Regions from separate parts of the Homo sapiens genome. Here region 2 is linked to region 1. Evidence: chromatin loops called from intact Hi-C (ENCODE). Cell type or tissue: adrenal gland. All regions are shown on one strand. Links, peaks and the distances in the headings refer to the core of each region. The heading gives the core; the rest is flanking DNA.

Region 1 (10,251 bases), core at 2,252-10,251:
GTGGAATTCTTATGAACATGAAACAACTCCACGTAAGCATTGTTTCTCTGCCTAGTTAAAATTGTACTCACCCTTGGGAGTGTCACTGAGTTTATTTCTTTGAAGAATGAGCACCTTCAGCAATGGAAACCTGTTTCTGAAGCTGCTTCTGTGGCGTTTCACCCATGAGGACTTAGGACTGAGTAGATCCAATGAGAGGGAGTGGATGGCATTGTTGCTGAGGTTTAACACTTCCAAAGCATGTAAATATGCAAAAGGGCTTAAGGTTATTTTTGATATGAGATTGTTACTGAGGTCCAGATGTTTTATTTTCCACTCTTCTTTTTTCGTGTGAGACTGTAAGAGAACTCTAAAGAAATTGAAACTTACATCCACAGTGGCTGCTGTCTGTGATATGTCCACAGGTATATCACACTTTCCGGTAAAAGAACAATTTGTCAGAATATATTCATTCCATTGGCATTCAGAATTGAATAAAATATTGCTTTTTCTTGATGCATTTGTCATTATTCCAGTAAAATAAAGACCTATAACTATGGTAATGACTCTGAAATAGAGGTTTTTCATAATGCCTGGAAAAAGGAAAATGAATTGACTTATTCACAATAATATATAAAAACTAACAGCAATAAGCAGCAAATTTAATTTTCAATTTAAGATTTCGGAAAGTTATCTTGTCTTGGTTGCCAATTTAAGCGAATGTTTGATTTCTTACTGGGGCATGAAAATGTAGCTACCAAAATGAAATAGCCATAGTATAAAATTACATTTATGTCACATTTTAAAGAAAGGACTCCCCTGATTTTTCAGAAAATACATATTCAGTTAGGCCTCACCTCTGCATCTGCTTTTCCAGTAGTTTTCACTCCACAGTGTGCTTTGGGATGAATGAAACCTTACCAAGATTAAAGACTTCCCTGTTTCTTTGCAGGCCATTAATACAGAGCAAAGTCTATTATGCTTATCTACAACATAGTAATCAACCATGTAGTTTATTACATAAATGACAACCAGTTACACTAAACCGTGACCCTCCATAACTCTATGAGTAAAAAGTTTAACTCACAAAAGAGGCTCTTACTTTTCATGACTAGAAGAAATACAAGTTTTGCTGTGTGGCTTGTGTGACTTTTCAAATCATTATGAAATCATTTAGATACATACAACATAATGTGTTATCAAATACATGTTCTGGCTCCAAGCCATGAAGATGTAATACGATACAGAAACATTGAGTATCTTTTGTACCAAACATTTTTGAGAAAAAATTCAAAGTTTTTAAAAAGAAGTGTGTACAAATTACAATGGCTGAATGTATCACAAAAATAAGTTTAAAAATGGGTAATTTTTGTGATTTGTTTTAAACTAAATTCCACTTAAAAGCCACTGTGTGTACAAATAATCACATTATTGAGTATATGAGTTTCCAAGAAATTGTCCCTTCCTTTCTGTTCTAATGGCACTCAGTTTAGTTTTCATCACTGCAGTCTGAAATACTAAAATGGCTTAACTGACTTTCTTGCCTCTGCCTCTTGACTTTCCTTCTTTGTGATCCATCCTAGGTGACTCCAAAGGATTATTTTCCTACAATAACGTATTTCCTATATTATTCCTTCATTTGAAATCCTCAAAGGGCTCCTTATTGCCTATAGTCCAAATCCCTCAGGTTGGTATTCAAAGCCTGTGTTATCTAGGTAAACTTAATGACCTAGCTTGATAAGTTCATGTGGAGCCACTACAAGATGTGGCTTCTGCAAAGAATGATCTATGCATATCGCATACTGAAATTCACTTTCAGTTCATTCCCAGTTCCAAGTTCAATGCCTTTTCCTCTTAGCCACAGTCTTAAGATGGAGTTTCGCTCTTGTTACCCAGGCTGGAGTGCAAGAGCGCCATGTCAGCTCACCACAACCTCCGCCTCCCGGGTTCAAGCAATTCTCCTGCCTCAGCCTCCCGAGTAGCTGGGATTACAGGCATGTGCCACTACAACTCACTAATTTGTATTTTTAGTAGAGATGAGGTTTCTCCATGTTGGTCAGGCTGGTCTCGAACTCCTGACCTCAGGTGACCCGCCCACCTTGGCCTCCCAAAGTGCTGGGATTACAGGCGTGAGCCACCACACCCGGCCAGCCACAGTCTTGTGTATCCTTCCAGATTCATCTCACATCTTATGGCCTGGTCATTTTTCCTGCTTTAGCCTCCAAATTTGTCTTTATTCTTACAGAAATCTTTCAGTAAACACTGAAGGAATTGATACACATTAGTAACATTCAGCGTTGCTATTGTTTTGCTTTGTATCTGTTCTGAACTCCCAAAAAAAAAAGGAACATTATCTATCTATCTATCTATCCAATGTTTTACATTTTTAATAGTCTGCAGTCTGTCACTGGGTTATGTTGTTTGTGTGTAAATGAATGCATGGAGTGAAGTGAATGAAATTTACAATGTAACTTTAAAACTTTTGTTTCATACAAGGTCAATCCTCCCATATTTTCAAGGGCATTTAAATTCAGGTACACATGGCCATGAACAGCAAAGGTAGCCTACAGCATGGAGGAGTGATTTATTTTTACAGTGTGCTTCTTATGCAATACTAGAAATTGAATTGATTTGCCCAGGAACAAAGATATTTTTTCTACGTTCAAAGCTGAGATCATTATATATACAATGGTGCACCAAGCTAATGTAACAAAATCAGCAACAAAAAAATATAGTCACCATTCACAGGTACATTACTTTGTAGTGCTGAAGAGAAAGACATGGTTGAAAAATACTTTTTCTTAAGGGGACATGAATTAAAATTGCCCTGGTTCTTTTTAAGCTGAAGAGATTTATACATGTTAGGTTTGAGTTCAAAACAGCTAGACAAGGAATCTTATATCTTAAAGTGAAAGGTATTAATTTGTTAAAAAAATCATACTATTTATAAATTTATATGTATTAGGTAAGGAACCACTCAGAACTCCAGAAAAAGTTGCTTAGAAAACTGGAAACAATTAGGCAAAATGTAAATTTCAAAATGGAAATAGTCAAGCTGAAGTAGGAGGAAGCAGTTAGAAATACTGGGTGTGTACATTTGTGAGTCAGCAAGTGAAAGATAGGAAGAAGGCAGCACAAAAAAACAAAGTATTATAGAAAGGAAATGAAGAGTTCATTTATACATAAAAGAAAGGGTGGCAAAACTGAAGGAAAAAAGCAACAGAGGCTATTTCGGGTAAGGACAAGACCTGGAAAGTAATAATGCCTCTAAGACATACCTTCGTATCCTAAGTGGTTATCAAATGGGTGGATATCTGGATCAAGCCAGGTAGGGATTTAAGACCTGAACCTTTGAGGCTCCACCCAACCTGCCATCAAGGCTGCCCAGTGGCCAGCCCTCACCCTTTCATCTCCGGCTTTGGCCTCCTGCCATGGTGACAGTGTGCACTTTCCCCTAGGACACCAGGGAAGCACCACTGGAGAGAGGCCTTCTGCAATGCACAGAGAGGAGGGCATTCAAAACTTGGAATGTACAACTTTCTAACTTTGAGTTCTAGGAGTCCAGAGAGATTACATAAATACTGACAGCGTCCCATTCTCAAGCCATATTTAAATTCATCACGTTCGCATGACTAAGTAGAAAACAGTTAATATATAACCCTTAAAAAATTAACAGCAAACAATTTACAGAATTTTTATTGTAAACAGAAGCTCATTACTAGTTATTACAAACTGAATCAACTGAAACTCAAGTTAGCAATGTGAAACACATTTATAGGCTTATTTTTGTATACCATAATTGGTAATTTTTGCCCCCTCAATACTTTTAAGAAGACTGTTAAAATTTTCAGCATTTCAATGATCTCTTATTTGTCAGGTTTAGCACCATGACATTCTCATTCCCTTAAAAAAACACTCATTCAAATCTAGGTAGAACTTCCACCTTTCATCATCAAAATTATCACACAAAATTTATTTTGTTTTTTTCACAATGCAAAAAGAAGACAAATAAGTATATTTTAAAATATTATCAGCAGTCCGTTTTGTGTGGTTTTACATTTTTCTGTCTGCCCATTATTAAGAAATCTTGCATTGATTTCATTTGCCCCCCTTGTCATTGCAACCCGTCTCTAGAATACTGTGGTAATTGAAACTAGCATGTACCTGCGCCCCCTCCCGGGGTCCTATCTTTGTCACCCACCTCCCCCATGGCTACTGCTTGTCATATCTGTGCTCAGTGCAGGGATGAGCATACAGCAGGAAGAGGCGAAGTCAGCATTTCATTTACAGAAAAATACTATCTGGTGGAGACAATGAGTTGCTGAAGATTTACTGTGGATAAAAATAAGCCGGCCAGGCGTGGTGGCTCACACCTGTAATCCCAGCACTTTGGGAGGCCAAGGCAGGCAGATCACGAGGTCAAGAGATTGAGACCATCCTGGCCAACATGGTGAAACCCCGTCTCTACTAAAAATACAAAAATTAGCCGGGAACTGTGGCACATGCCTGTAGTCCCAGGTACTCGGGAGGCTGAGGCAGGAGAATCGCTTGAACCTGGGAGGCAGAGGTTGCAGTGAGCCGAGAGCCGAGATTGTGCCACTGCACTCCAGCCTGGCGACAGAACAAGACTCTGTCTCAAAAAAATAAATTAATTAATTAAAAATTAGAAAAGCCATAAGTAAAATGGAGAGTTTGCCCTGTTCTGCTTTCTAATAGATTTTCCAAGCTTATGTTTCAGGGAAAAAGCCAGGACTACCTGTAAAGTATCATAAAATGCTATGGCTGTTAACCTTCAGTTGTATAAAAACATCAAAATAGCCTCTCCTCTCAAAAGAACTTCATGGAGATGTATCAAAAACACAAGTATTTCCCAAAAAAGAGTAAAAATAGATTATTTCCTGAACTACATTTAATAAATAATATTTTGTAATACAGTGTTTTCTGGTTTTTATAAAAATATTTACTTAAATAAACTTTTAAAATAAATCTAAATAGAGCAGATAAGTAATGAATATGCAATTTAATTTATGGACCATCTGAATAAAAATTTCGGCATTTTTTTCTGAATTCAGACATTAAATGATACTGAATATATTCAAATGAGTTCAAATATCACTGCAATAACACTCAAGTGGTTATAAATCTCATTCTTTTCATTTAAAAACAGCGCTCAGTGTTAGGTAGTAAGTCAATCCAATTTCAGTATAAATTAATGACTTCATAATCTCTAAGGTATTTGATTTTTCTACCAGAGAGAAATGTGACAATATTGAATACAAATTGTTTTTTGTATTGGTTTTCTTATGTGCACAATTCAAAGTGACCCTGACAGAATGCTGTTACACTTGAATGCAGGGTTGGGCCCATGCCACAACTCTACTGCCTATTTTACAGCAAACTCCTTTGGGGGCCCTGTCCCTGATTCTGTGTGAGTCTTAATAATACCAGAGAGTTCTTTTCCAATCAAATATATTAAAAATCAACTGGCTTGAGGGTTATAAATAATTACAATGGGATAGTAATATTAGGAGCAGAGATAAATTATTATCCTTACCTAAAAATTATGTGTATTATTTCCTGCATTAGCACTCTTTAGTCCAGTGCTTCTGGACTTATTTTCGAGGCATGGTGTACTTACTAGGCCATGCCTGGCCCAAAGAACTTGTTTGGGTCTATGGCCTCCCCACTTTCCACTGTGTTGCCCCGAGTGCTGAGGGTATAAATATCTTGGCAACTCTGTTATGTATTGTTACTCCAGTGTGCCAAGGTCCATTGTTGGGAAACTGAGGTAACTCAGAAGTAGGTAAATTTGACCTCTCCATCGTATAATATTTTGGAATTGGCCCAACATAGCTTACAATCGGACAGTGATTGGTCCTTTCTGGGTCTGACATGAGATTTATTTTCTTTTTAACTAGAGTAAGCATATCTGTTTTGTTTGATTCTCATCTTCTTAGGTAAGTTTAAATTAACCTTTGTTCATCTTTCTAGAGTTTTAAATAATTAAAAAGTCAGTGCAGAGAGTGAAAACAACATGGCATTTGGAATCAAGTACATCCAGGTTTGAGTCATGCCTGAATTCCAATCCCAACTCTGCTACTTACTATATGATGTTGAGCAAGTTTCTTAACTTCTCTGATCTTCAGTTTCTTAATGGGTAAAACTTGGATAATACCACCTACTTGCAGGGTTGTGGTGAGAATTGGGGATATAAACATGCAATGCCTAGGACAATGCCTAGGATGTAGAAGATGCTCAATAAAGATAGTTATCATTATTATTTAAAAGTTAAAGCTGAGATGGTGTTTTAATTTCCACCACATTGTGAACAATTGATAGTTATCATTATTTCAAATAAACATTCTTTTACAAAATATTTTCTTCCCAGTGCAAAACTAAGGAACCATTGTTTCTATCTCACATATGTAAAGTTCTTTAATGACTTCACTTGCATGTGAGAATATGGCTCAGGCTTAATGCACTAGAAATCTGCATCTTTCCTTTTAGAAGCTAAAAGGCAGAGCATGAAACGCTGATGCCATACCTTTTTAAATATCTTAAGTGGGTCTATCCCCATTAGAGTTACCAAAGTTTACTTACAGTGAATCTAAACAGCTGCTTCAGACCTTTAACCTTTAGAAAAGGGATAGTGGAATTTTAAAAACACGTCTTTAAACATGACTTTTGATTTTATTTGCTTCTCATAATTATTTTAGAGAACAGTAAATATGAAGATTAGTATAAATTAATAAAATGTATTAGAATTTAGGCTCTCTGAGAAGATTTTAACTATGTAGACCATAAAACAGATACAGCAGTGCTCTGCCATTAAAATAATTATGAGTTATCACAAACTCTGTAAAAACAATGATTTGCATGCATAAAAAAGTCAAGTCAAGATATAAACATGTTGGTGACCTCTGGGGTTCTTTTAATGAGTGTTTCCACAGGGGTTGTCTGAGATTTGGCAGCCCATGTTCTGGCTGGTTACTTGCACCTTGAAGAGCGTCCCATCAGCACACATGCAGAGCTTGTAGCGTACCCAGTCACCACTACCCAACTGGTCTCCACTGGAGGAACTGGGTAGGCGGGTGGTGCTGACCATCACAGATCCATTTAGGATGATACTGTTTTCCTATTAGGAGAATAGTAATATGATTTATTTACCTCCATGAGGGGGTACAGAACAAAGTCAGTAAACAAAACTTCCTGAAATATCAATGAGAAAAGCAAGCAGTAAGAAAGAGTAAAGTCACAAACAAAACAACAACAGCAACAATAAAAAACAAAATATCAGGATTCAATGAGTGACTTCTTCACTTCATATATCCATAACATATGTAAATAAATCTGCAACATAATTCCTCTATTGTTAGTTAAAATTACATCAGAATTCCTAAGTTCATAATAAAATTGATGTTGATAAAGTTTCAGATCATTTTCATTTGTAAGTCCTAAGAGAACTATAACAAAGGTACTGATTGGTAAGTTTGTGATCATGAGTACAAAAAGACTTTTCCTGGCCAAGCGCGGTGGCTCATGCCTGTAATCCCAGCACTTTGGGAGGCCGAGGTGGGCGGATCACAAGTTCAGGAGATCGAGACCATCCTGGCTAACACGGTGAAACCTCGTCTCTACTAAAAATACAAAAACTTAGCGGGACGTGGTGGTGGGCACCTGTAGTCCCAGCTACTTGGGAGGCTGAGGAAGGAGAATGGCGTGAACCCGGGAGGCGGAGCTTGCAGTGAGCAGAGATCACACCGCTGCACTCCAGCCTGGGTGACTGAGCGAGACACTGTCTCAAAAAAAAAAAAAAAAAAAAAAAAAAAAGACTTTTCCTCCTAGAGGGAATTAATTTTAATTTCCAATGTTTTTGCAACACTGCAAATGAAGATTCAAACCATATAATTTGAAGACCAGGCACTCTAGTCTGGAGGTTCTTCACGCCCACTGTTCCAGAAACATTCTCTTATTGTAGTTCCTTAAAATCCTTCTTTTTAGTGACTCTTAGGACTCTCTTGCTTTCTCCCTTTCCTCCTTTCTTCTTTTCATTCACTCAACAAATAATTACTGAGTGCCTGCTGTATGCCAGACACTATTCTAGGTGCTGGGGAATACAGCAGTAAGTAAAACAGGCAAAGCCCAAGTTCTTATTGAGTTGATGTTTTAATGGGGTAGGGGGAGACAATAAAAAAAATGAACAGTAAAACACATAAGACATCAGGTGGGATAAATGCTATGAGGAGAAATAAAGCAGGATAAGTAGAGAGTGAGCAGATGGGGACTGAGTTTTACACAGGGTGCTCAGGAAGGACCACCTGTGGTTTGATAAGGTCACACATTCCAACAGAAACTAGAGGAAGTGAGGGAGGAAGCTGTCTAGGTAACTGGGGAAGGGTACTCAAAGCAGAGGTAACAGTGTCTGCAAAGGCCCCGAGGTGAAGATGTGCCTGGATTCCAGGGACAGCTATGAGGCCAGTGTGGAAGAAGCACGGAGGGTGAAGGGAACAACCAGTAGGAGATGAGTCAAAGAAATAACTGAGGATCAGACATGTAGGCAGGGAATAGACTTTAGATTTTATTCCAAATTATACGGGAAGCATTTGGAGGATTCTGAATACAGAAATGACTTGATCTTTTTAAAATGGCCACTCTGGCTGTTGGGTAGAAAACAGACTATGGGAGTGAATACTTGGAAGTAAGAAGATCAGCCAGGAGGCTGTTCCAACCATCCAGGCAGGGAATGATGGCAGTTTACATCAGGGTGGTGATGGCCGAGGTGGTGAGAAACAGCAAGACTCTGTATCTTCTGAAGGTAGAGCCAGAAGGCTTTGCTATGGACTGATGGGTGTCATTTAATGGTACAAGAATACTGAAAGAAATGCATGCTTGTGGGGATGGAGAATCTAACTTTTCAATTGTTAAATGTGAGATGCCTATCAGATATCAAAATGGATAATGTTAAGCAGGCAGCTAGATATGTAACTCTTAGTTCAGAGGAGAGGTTAAAGCACAATTCCAAATTTGGGAGGCATCGGCTTACAGAGGGTATTTAAAGCAAAGAGAGAAAATTGGTTATAAATAATGGAGATGGTTAACTGATTATGCAGTGGTAGTATATGGAATAGACAGTAATTCTTAAGTGACTAGTTTTCCAATTTGTTCCAATGCTGCCATCTTGTGGTCATTTAATTTTACTTTCTTTAAATTGTTTTTTGTTGTTGGTTTTTTTTTTTTTTTTTTTTTTTTTTGAGACGGAGTTTTGCTCTGTCTCCCAGGCTGGAGTGCAGTGGCGCGATCTGGGTTCACTGCAATCTCTGCCTCCTGGTTTCAAGCGATTCTCCTGCCTCAGCCTCCCGGGTAGCTGGGATTACAGGCGCCCGCCACCACGCCCAGGTAATTTTTGTATTTTTAGTAGAGACGGGGTTTCGCCATGTTGGCCAGGCTGGTCTCGAATTCCTGACCTTGTGATCCACCCGCCTTGGCTTCCTAAAGTGCTGAGATTACAGGCGTAAGTCATCGCGCCCGGCCTAAATTGCTTCTTAAACAGCTTTTTCAAAAAAGCAGTTTAATTGATAAAATTATTTCTAATGATTGGCTTATACACTTTAGAACTAACCACTGATATTAACGAAGTTATAAAGCTAATTATCTTTTTAATACTAGGTTATTTTCCTTTAACAGTAGAGAAACTGATATGTGTATATGTATATTTCAAAGTATTTAAATATTTGTCATATTAACTACAAGGTAGAATGGGACAAGAAGTGGCAGGTAGAAAAAAATAAAAGGTTTGGTAAGTTGCTAATGGTCTCTAAACAAATCTCTTGCTTCTGTGACTTTCTACTGCTGAGAACAGCAGTTGTACTGTGGCTATTCTTCAACAGTGTTCTTAGAAGAATGGCTTCTTACACCACAATATACATACAAATTAACTCTGTAGGCAACTGAGTTTCTGGCAAGAATTACATTTTATGTCCATCTTTATTATTTAGAGATGGGATTATGTGTTCTGGGGGAAAAACTGCTTATAAAAGTAAAACAACTACTTTTAAAAAGTATTTTTCCCAGGAACTATGAAATTGAAATTTTTTTTAATAAGAAAGAATGATAAGTCCCTACGTTTAAGTTCACTTTTGTCATGTAATACTTGGTAAGACAAATTTAATTCGCTTTAATTAAATAGCATATTGCAGGTACCCAAAGGCATTTTGAATAAGTATACTTTGACCAGAATTGTGAGACATTAAAAAGTTTTTGGACTTATGGCAC
Region 2 (10,251 bases), core at 1,592-9,591, 190 kb before region 1:
CCTATGCTATATATATTGCAGCACTCCTGATCTTAATAAGTCTTTAGGAACAAGTTGCTCATGGGAACATAATTTTTTATGTGTATTATGACAGAAAAATGATTGAGAACCACTTTTTTAGACCAAGTGTCTAGATTCAAGAATAGGATTATGTCTTTCTTATTCCTGGGTACCAAAAACTGGTACAGAGGTATGAAATAATGGCAACGAAGGATACCAACTAACCTAACATGAATAGGAAGTCTCCTGTAATTAAAAAGATAGTGTTTGAATAGCCTTCAACACAGCCTGCTGACATTTCTATCAGAAGTTTAAAGTATTAAGGGAAACTACTTCTGTAAACTTAATGGCTTAAACTGCATTGTTTAAGACTGTTTTTTATTGCGTTAAGACTCTTAAATCCCAACCTAATGTACTAAGTTCTCAATTATTTCATATGGATGCAGTTTCATTCTTTCTGTCTCTTGGCTCTGCCCTCTGCTGGATTGACTCTCTTCTTAGACAGGTTTTCCTTTCTAAGGGCAAGATGGCTCAGGTAGCTCTTCCAGGTTTAATACAGAAGGAGAGATGGAGACTCGAGTACCTCAAATACATGCTGGCTCTGACTGACTTGACTTCAGTCATGTGCCTGTCACTGAACCAATTACAATGGCCAAAGAAATTCAATGAGCTCATTGACTTAGGCCTAGGTCTAAGAGGAATTACAGGGGCATATGATAACTCTATGTTTAAACTTTTGAAAAACTGTTTTTTAAAATTTAACTCTTATTTTAAGTTCAGAGGCACATGTGCAGGTTTGTTATATAGGTAGGTAAACTAGTGTCATGGGGGTTTGTTGTGCAGATCATTTCATCGCCCTGGTATTAAGCCTAGTACCCATTAGCCATTTTTCCCAGTCCTCTCCAACCTCCTACCCTCTACCCTTTGATAGGCCCCAATATATATTGTTCCCTTCTATGTGTCCATGTGTTCTCATCATTTAGCTCCCACTTCTAAGTGGGAAGATGTGGACTTTGGTTTTCTGTTCCTGCGTTAGTTCGCTAAGGATAATGGCCTCCAGTTCCATCCCTGTCCCTGCAAAAGACATGATCTCATTCTTCTTTTATGGCTGCACAGTATTCCATGTGTATATGTACCACATTTTTTTTATCCAGTCTACCATCGATGAGCATTTATGGTTGATTCCATGTCTTTGCTATTGTGAATAGTGCTGCAATGAATGTACACACACAGGTGTCTTTATGATAGAACGACTTAAATTCCTTTGGGTATATACCCAGTCATGGGATTGCTGGGTTGAATGATATTTCTGTTTCTAGGTATTTGAGGAATTGCCACACTGTCTTCACAATGGTTGAAGTAACTCACACTCCCACGAAGAGTGTATAAGCATTCCTTTTTCTCCACAACCTTGCCAGCATCTGTTATTTTTTAACTTTTAATAGTAACTATTATGACTGGGGTGAGATGGTATCTCATCGTGGTTTTGATTTGCCTTTCTCCAGTGATCAGTAACGTTGAGCTTTTTTTCATATTATTATTGGCCACGTGTATGTCTTCTTTCAAAGTGTCTATTTATGTCCTTTGCCCACTTTTTAATGGGTTTGTTTGTTTTTCTTTTCCTTGTAAATTTAAGATCTTTATAGATGCTGTATATTAGACCTTTGTCAGATGCACAGTTTGCAAATGTTTTCTCCCATTCTGTAGGTTGTCTGTTCACTCTGTTGATCACTGCCTTTGCTGTGCAGAAGTTATGTAGTTTAATTAGATCCCACTTGTCAATTTTTTCTTGTGTTGCATTGCTTTTGGTGTCTTTGTCAAGAAATCTTTTCCCATTCTTAGGTTCAGAATAGTATTGCCTAGGTTATGTTCCAGAGTTTTTATAGTTTGGGTTTTACATTTAAGTCTTTAATCCATCTTGTGTTAATTTTTGTATATGGTGTAAGGAAGGGGTCAAATTTCAATCCTCTGCATATGGCTAGCTAGTTACCCCAGCACCATGTATTGAATAGAGAATCCTCCCCTCATTGCTTATTTTTGTTGAAAATCAGATAGTTGTAGGTATGCAACCTTATTTCTGTGTTCTCTATTCTGTTCCCTTGGTCTATGTGTCTGTTTTTGTACCACTACCATAATATTTTGGTTACTGTAGGCCTGTCGCATAGTTTGAAGTCAGGTAGTGTGATAATTCCAGCTTTGTTCTTTTTGTGTGAATTTCCTTGGCTACTCAGGCTCTTTTTTAGTTCCATATGAATTTAAAAATATTATAGTTTTTTTCTACTTCTGTGAAGAATGTCAATGGTAATTTAATAGGAATGGTATTGAATCTATAAATTGCTTTGGGTAGTATGGCCATTTTAGTGATATTGATTCTTCCCATTCATGAGCTTGGAATGTTTTTCCATTTGTTTATGTAATCTCTGATTTCTTTGAGCAGTATTTTGTAATTCTCATCGTAGAGATCCTTCACCTCTCTAGTTAGCTGTATTCCTAGGTATTTTACTTTTGTGTGGCAGTTGTGAATAGGATTGCATTTCAGAGTTGGATCTCAGCTTGACTGTTGTTGATATGTAGGAATGCTTGAGGTTTTTGCACAATGATTTTGCATGCTGGGACTTTGCTGAAGTTCTTTATCAGCTTAAGGAGCTTTTGGGCTGAGACCATGGGGTTTTCTAGATATACAGTTATGTCATCTGCAAATAGGGATAATCTGACTTCCTCTGTTTCTATTTGGATGCCATTTATTTCTTTCCCTTGCCTGATTTCCTTGGCCAGGACTTCTAATACTGTGTTGAATAGGAATGGCGAGAGAGGGCATCCCCATCTTATGCTGGGCTTCAAGAGGAATGTTTCCAGCGTTTGTCCATTCAATATGATATTGGCTGTGGGTTTGCATAGATGGCTCTTATTATTTTGAGGTATGTTCCTTCGATACCTAGTTAATTGAGAGTTTCTACCCTGAAAGGTGTTGAATTTTATTGAAAGCCTTTTCTGCATCCATTGAGATAATCATTGGTTTTTGTCTTTAGTTCTGTTTATGTGATGAATCACATTTACTGATTAATGTATGTTGAACCATTCTTGCATCCTGGAGATGAAGCCTACTTGATGATGGTGGGTAAGTTTTATGATGCGCTGCTGGATTCAGCCTGCCAGTATTTTGTTGAGGATTTTTGCATCGATCTTCATCAAGAATATTGGTCAGAAGTTTTCTTTTTTGTTGTGTTTCAGCCAGGTTTTGGTATCAGGATGATGCTAGCCTCATAGAATGGGTTAGGGAAGAGTTTTTCCTGCTCAATTTTTTGGAATAGATTTAGAAAGAATGATACCAGCTCTTCTTTGTAAATATGGTAGAATTCAGCTGTGAATCTGTCTGGTTATGGGCTTTTATTCGTTGGTAGGCTATTTATTACTGACCCAATTTCAGAGCTCATTACTGGTCTGTCCAGGGATTCAATTTCTTCCTGGTTCAGTCTTGGGAGGGTCTATGTGCCAGGAATTTATCAATTTCTTCTAGATTTTTCTAGTTTATGTGCATAGAGATCTTCATAATATTCTCTAATGGTTGTTTGTATTTCTGTGGGGTCAGTGGTAATATCCCCCTTATTGTTTCTGATTGTGTTTATCTGAACCTTCTCTCTTTTCTTCTTTATTAGTCTAGCTAGTGGTCTAGTTTATTAATTTCTTTCAAAAAACCAGCTCCTGGATTCACTGATCTTTTGAATGGTTTTCCGTTTCTCAATCTCCTTCAGTTCAGCTCTGATTTTGGTTCATTCTTTTCTTCTGCCAGTTTTGGAATTTGTTTGCTCTTGGTTCTCTAGCTCTTTCAGTTGTGATGTTAGGTTTTCAACTTGAGATCTTTTAAGCTTTTTGATGTGGGCATTTAGTGCTATAAATTTTCCTTGTAACACTGCCTTACATGTGTCCCAGAGATTCTGGTATGTTGTAGCTTTGTGCTCATAGTTTCAAAGAACTTCTTGATTTCTGTCTTAATTCCATTATTTACTCAGAAGTTATTCAGGAGCATGTTATTCAATTTCCATGTAATTATATGGTTTTGAATGAATTTCTTAGTCTTGATTTCTAATTTCATTGCACTGTGGTCTCAAATAGTAGTTATTATTTCAATTCTTTTGCATTTGCTGAGAAATGTTTTCTGCCCAATTATGTGATTAATTTTAGAGTATGAGCCATGTGACTGAGAGAAGAATTCATATTCTATTGCTTTTGGGTGGAGAGTTCTGTCGATGTCTATCAGGGTCCATTTGATCCAGTGCTGAGTTCAGGTCCTGAATATCCTTGTTAATTTTCTGTCATGATGAGTTGTCTAATATTGTCTATGGGGTATTGAAGTCTTCTACTACTGTTGTGTGGGAGTCTTAGTCTTTTTGTAGGTTTCTAAGAACTTGCTTTATGAATCTCAGTACTCCTGAGTTGGGTGAATATATATTTTGTATAGTTATATCTTCTTGTTGAATTGAACTCTTTGTCATCATGTAACGGCCTTGTCTTTTTTGATCTTTTGAAAAATTGCTTTCTAAAGCTGCTTTATCATTTTACATTTTCACTAGCAGTGTATAAGGGTTCCAATTTCTCCCAGATGTGTTGGCCTGTAACACTTTTGCCAAGACCTGTTATCATTTGTCTTTTGATTAGAGCCATCCTAGTAAGTATGAAAGGGTGTCCCACTGAGGTTTTGAATTGCACTTTCCTAATAAGTAAGATACTGGGAAACTTTTCATATGCTTATTGGACATTTGTGTATATTTTTTGGAGAAGTGTTTATTCAGGTCCTTTGCCCATTTTGAAATTGAGCTAGTTGTCTTTCTAAAGTTGAGGTGTGAGAGTTCTTTATATGTTCATAATACCAATACCTTGCAAGATATATGATTTGCAAACATTTTCTCTCATTCTGTGCATGGCCTTTTTACTTTCCTCATGGTGTCCTTAGAAGCACAAAAGTTTTTAATTTTGATGAAGTTCGGTTTATCTGTATATTTTGTGTCACTTGTGCTTTTGGTATTATATCTAAGAAACCATTGCCTATTCCAAGTTCACAAAAAAATGTATGCCTACGTTTTCTTATAAGCCTTTATTTACAGTTTTAGCTCGTACACTGAAGTCAATGATCCATTTTGAGTTATTTTTTGTATATGGTGTGAGGTAGCAAGGCAAATTTATCCTTTTGCCTGTGGATATCCAGTTGTCCCAGCACTGGTTATTGAAAAGACTATTCTTTCTCTGATGAATTGTTTTGGCAGCCTTGTCAAAAATCAATCAACCATAAATGCTTACATTTTTATTTCTGTGCTCTGAGTCTTATCTTATTGATCTACATGTCTATCATTATGCTAGTAACACGTCATCTTGATTACTGTAGATTTGTAGTAAGTTTTAAAATCTGAAAGTGTGAGCTTCCAAATTTGTTGTTATTTTTCAATATTGTTTTGCCTTTTCAGGGTTCCTTGAATTTCTATACATGACTTTTTATCTGTTTTGCTAATTGCTGTATCCCTAGAGTCTAGCACAGTGCTTGGTACATAGCAAGTGCTCAACAAGTATTGTTAAAACAAATGAATGCATTGTCATAAAATAACAATAACAATTACAAAGTGACATCTTTAAAAAAATTTCCTGCTTAGCATTTCTTTCCTCTATTCTTCTGGAAACAGCCTCATGCCTTCTTTGGAGTACTGCCCCTTCTTTACTAACTTTATGTTGTTCCTTTGGGGCTCCCAATCATAGTACCCAATGGCCCCAGAAGAAGTTATATGATTCAGTCCTGGCCAATTCTATTCCATCCCCTGCTGTGCCATAGGCTTAGATATACGCACATGATTTAAGCCCTGCCAATCAAGATCCTGAGATCACACATTTTAAAGAGTGACCCTAAACTGCAAGATAATATATCCTTACCAAAATGAGAAGTGTGTGAAACCACACACACAAAAAAACTCAAAACCACCATCACAACCAAAACAAGTCAAAACATACATAGAAGTGGAAACAAGACAGTGAGAGGAATCCCTTTGTGTTCCGGTTCCTAGATCAAGTTGACCCTGAGACTAGATTGTGTCTGCTGAACTTGGCAAGATTCTTGGTTGCACACAACAAAAGTGACTCTGGTTAACTTATACAGATGATTCATTTAGTGGGAGAGCACTGGGGAGTTCATAGAAAGCATGGAAAGTTTGAAAACCCTAGCTTATGCAAGAACCAAGCAGTTTAGAGCATAATTTAAGTCCTGCCACAGAGATGGGTCACTTAGGATGCTGCCACTGGCACCAGGCCAGTGCTCCAGACACTTCCTGCATAATGCTGGACTCTGCTGCTTCTGAATTCTCTGTGTTGCTGTTAGACTCTCAACTTTGCTGGAGTCAAGTGACGATCTCTAATACACTCTTGTACCTTTGCACCACGTTGTAAAAGTGAAAAGTCCTGGGCAAGAGTATCTGCTTTTTGTTTTACATGATCCCAGGCAAGCCACTGGGGCCCCTCTCTCAATGTCAGGGCCAGTGCTCAATAAATAAGTTTTCTTCTATTAGCATACCTGTTTTGCTTTGTTTTGATTACTCCTTTTTTACCTAAGCTATACAGGTTGAACTTTTATCATTTATAACAAAAGTGATCTGACTAAAGGAAACAAAAATAATAGTGAAAGCCACAACAACTTATGAAATTTTATCAGGTACCTGAATAAGTGTTTTACATGCCGTATTAATTTCTTATGACTGCTATAACAAATTACCGCAAATTTTAGTGGCTCAAAACAGCACATATTCATTGTCTTACAGTTCTTGAATCAGAACCCCAAAATGGCTCTCATGGGATTAAATCCAGGTGTTGTCAGGGCTGTGTTCCTTCTGGAGGCTCTAGGGGAAATCTGTTTCCTTGCCCTGTTCAGTTTCTAGAGGTCACCACGTTCCTTGGCTCTTGGCTCCTGGCTCCTTCCAGCAATCGCCTTACTCTGACTTTATCACATCTTCTTCTCTGATTCCTTCCTTCACTTCTAAGGACACTTGTGATTGCATGAGGCCCACAGTGAGAATCCAGGATAACCTCCCCAGCTCAGGGTCCTTAATCACATCTACAGTCTCCTTTGCCATTATCCTGTCTTTCGCATTATGCATTGTCTGTTTGAGTCCCCACAACAGGCCTGTGAGGCAGGTGGCGCCATTGGGCCATTTTAGAGACAGAAAATCTTGCCTGGAAAGGCCATATAACAATGTCCTCTGTTGGGTGGAAGAGCCAAGATCAAACCTTGGCTATTTCATTGCAAAATGTAGGTGTACCATCTTTTTGCAACCCCCACCACCCGGTTTCAATAGATTTGCTGGTTCTATAGTCTTGGGGGAGAAAGTGTGAACAGAATCTGATGGAAGCATTGTCTTCATGTTTATCCTCTTATGAGATGAATTGTGAAAAGAATGAAAGATACTCTCGAAACCCTTGGGTCCCAAGATTCTGGGAAGAATAGCAACCTAATTCTATGATTCTTATGCCCAAATATCGGTTTATTCAGCAGCCTCTGTAGGTCAGCCTGGGTCTCAGCCAATAGAGTCCGGCTTATTAAAAAGGGACATGAGTCTCAAACACCAGCTCAAATACCAGCCTTTTTAACAAAAAGCTTCAAACACCAGCTTCTTTAACAAAACTAATAGCAATGGTGGTGGCAGCAGCAGCAACAGCATGAGATGCGATAAGAAGCTGAAATTCTTCAGGCCCTGGAGTTGCAGGGGAAGGATATGCCGCAAAGAGTGATTGCCTTTAATCTAAGAATAATACAGAGACCAATGGGAAAGCAGACTGTTGTTGGATGACAAAACCACAGAGGATTTCAAGTTGCCTGACACCTCTAGACAGGGCCCTAGTGGATATTAAGCACAGAGTGAAAGTCATCTTTAACATTCAGCAATAGACTTTCAGATCTGGAAAACACCTTAACCTAAAGGTGGCCCACTGGCACTCAACATACTGAGACAGAATAAAAGCTGCAGACTCTTTTCCTCATGAAATCAACCACTCTAGCTATCCATAGACAAATTCTAGAGTCATCAGACTCAAATCAGAGTCATCTACTAACATAAGTATAAGCCCGAGACTGCGTATAGAAATAGTACCAGTAGAAACCTGTGGATGAATTTGGAGGGTGATGAGAGAAGTACAGAAAAGCCAACCTATCCCTCAGTACTTCACCACATCGTCCAGCCATGGTGGATGAAATGACTACTAGCAAAGAATTTGTCAAATCTTGATTTGTGAAATGTTTATTGAGCTTCTATTATCTGCTAGAGACAGTGCTAAATCATCAACAATAGAGTTCTTGCCCTAAAGGAGAGCAAGTCATACAGAGTAGAAGTTTCTATCATGGAAGGAAGGGGTCTGGTAGAGATAATGGAGGCTCCCTGGACTTGGGAGGAAAGAGAGTTGGACAAGTTTTGCTCTATGAGCTGTGACTTTCCTGGTTTCAACGGACAGAAACCTAACTTGAACTACAGAGGGGGATGGATTGCCATGAGACCAATGCCCTGGAAGGCCAGAGAATTGGCCAGGCCTTGGGAGTGATTGAAACCAGGGGCTAGAAAGTCATCATCAAGACAAGGCCATTGCATAGGCTGTTCCCTGTGTCTGGAAAGCTCTTTCCTCCAACTTAGTTTATCTTTTGCTCATTGTTCATGTGATTCCAGTCACCTCCTCAGTGAAGCCTCCCCCTCCTACCACTCAACTCCCTGACTGGATCACACCCAGATTCCTGGCTGTTCCACTCAAGTGTTTGGGGCAAATTAGAAAAAGGTGATCCCTTTGGCTAGACAGTGCCAGTATGTGAAAAACAGAGTGCCCCTTTTTCTGAGCAAACACAGCTTCTCGCCAGGGCTCTTGGCTTGATGAGCAGAGTATGACATTTCAGCCCACTTGGCCCCTTGGCTCATGCTGTTTTGTGCAGTGCACAAATTGCACAACTGTATACAGCAACTGAGCCAGATTCCATAGCTCTCAAAAAAATCTGTGCACTTTTTCATCTCACTACTTGTTAAAATGGTAGTTTTACTTTGCTTACATGATTATTTAAGGCAAGCCCCATGAGGGCAGCAACTGGGTCCATTCTTGCTCAATGTATAATGCCTAGAGCCCAGGACAGTGTCTGACACATTGAAGGCCCTGGATAAATAATGGTTGTTTCATGAATGAAATGAATATGCAAGGAAATGAGTGTTTCTGCCTATTTCTCTTAGACTAGCTTTTTCTATGAGGTGGGAGCCATGGTTACTGGTAGCTATGAGCTCACAGCCAGAGAAGGCTGCTTCTCCTTAATTCTAATTTTTAGAATTCCAGGGAAGGATGTTCATTGGTCCAGCTGAGATCACATGCTCTCTGGGAGTGGGAGTCTCCCTGACTGGCAACCCCTATTAAAACTTTGTTGCATAAATGGTGGAGTAAACAGTTTCCCAATAGATGAAGGAGTCCTTCTCAGCCAAAGACAGGAGGGCTAAACAGAAACAACTCCAGATGTCCCCCAAACAGCCCACTGATGCCCACAGGCTGGCCACTTCTGTGTCTTCCTTTCCTCACCTGTGAAAGGGGAGAATGTGCTGAGCTCACCTCTGAGATTATCTAGCCCCAAGATTCCATTCCCTTTTGTTCTGGTTCTGGTTCTGGTTCTCCTGCAAAATTCTGTTCTAGTGCTGGAGGCAGTAAGCGGAAAAAGACATGACTGTGGGGAGCCTCAGTCAAGGAAGGCTTAATGGAGGTGAGCTTTAAGCTGTGGCATCAAGGTGGATGAGGATTTGTATACCAAGAGTAGAAGGGGGGAGATTTTGCAGAGTGGGAGCCTGGCTTGGGGAAGTATTTTAGGTTTTGGTGTTGAGCCATTTGTTTGTTAGGAGTCTTTCTCTCTCTCTCTCTCTCTCTCTCTCTCTCTCTCTCTCTCTCTCTTTTCTTTTCTTCTTTCTTTTTTTTTTCTTTTTTTTTTTTTTGCTGTAAATCTGTTTGCAAGGGGTAATATCTTAACTCATCTATATTTCTCCCCTAACCGAGAACAGCAAGCCAATCATCCACAAGGATCTGAGGGAATGAGACGTTGGAAAAGCAAGTTTTGATAAGGGCAAGTTAATCAAAATAGGTCCTAAATACAAACATGTCTAGGGTGTCTGAATTAGGCTGATTCCCTTGGGGTCTATACTTCGTATGTGTGCTGGGGGTTTTGGGGGTGGTAGTTTGTGCTCCAGTAGCACAAACTGAGAGTGCTTCAGG

What was found. Hi-C counts contacts between places; a loop is a spot of excess contacts. Peaks named below come from ENCODE experiments on the same cell type or tissue, not always from the same donor. Only the 100,000 strongest peaks of a DNase experiment are listed, where the experiment ranks them.
Region 2: it touches region 1 in a loop (10-fold over the local background); 37 of 110 quality-filtered maps call a loop at or near these places.

Annotation. Positions count from the first base shown.
Region 1 is chr4:52,017,047-52,027,297 of GRCh38, forward strand. It overlaps LRRC66 (leucine rich repeat containing 66), which reads right to left and starts at 3,317. Exons shown (of 5, transcript NM_001024611.3): 1 at 3,258-3,317; 2 at 72-572. The coding sequence starts at 567. It overlaps SGCB (sarcoglycan beta), which reads right to left. Exons shown (of 6, transcript NM_000232.5): 6 at 3,660-7,114. The coding sequence ends at 6,911. In adrenal gland, for the core only: a CTCF peak has its summit at 9,128 (motif pointing left); no DNase peak of the experiment used is centred there.
Region 2 is chr4:51,824,155-51,834,405 of GRCh38, forward strand. It overlaps a transcript of DCUN1D4 not described here. Among named protein-coding and RNA genes, the nearest start is that of DCUN1D4, 14 kb to the right of the region's middle. In adrenal gland, for the core only: a CTCF peak has its summit at 7,178; a DNase peak (open chromatin) is centred at 7,157.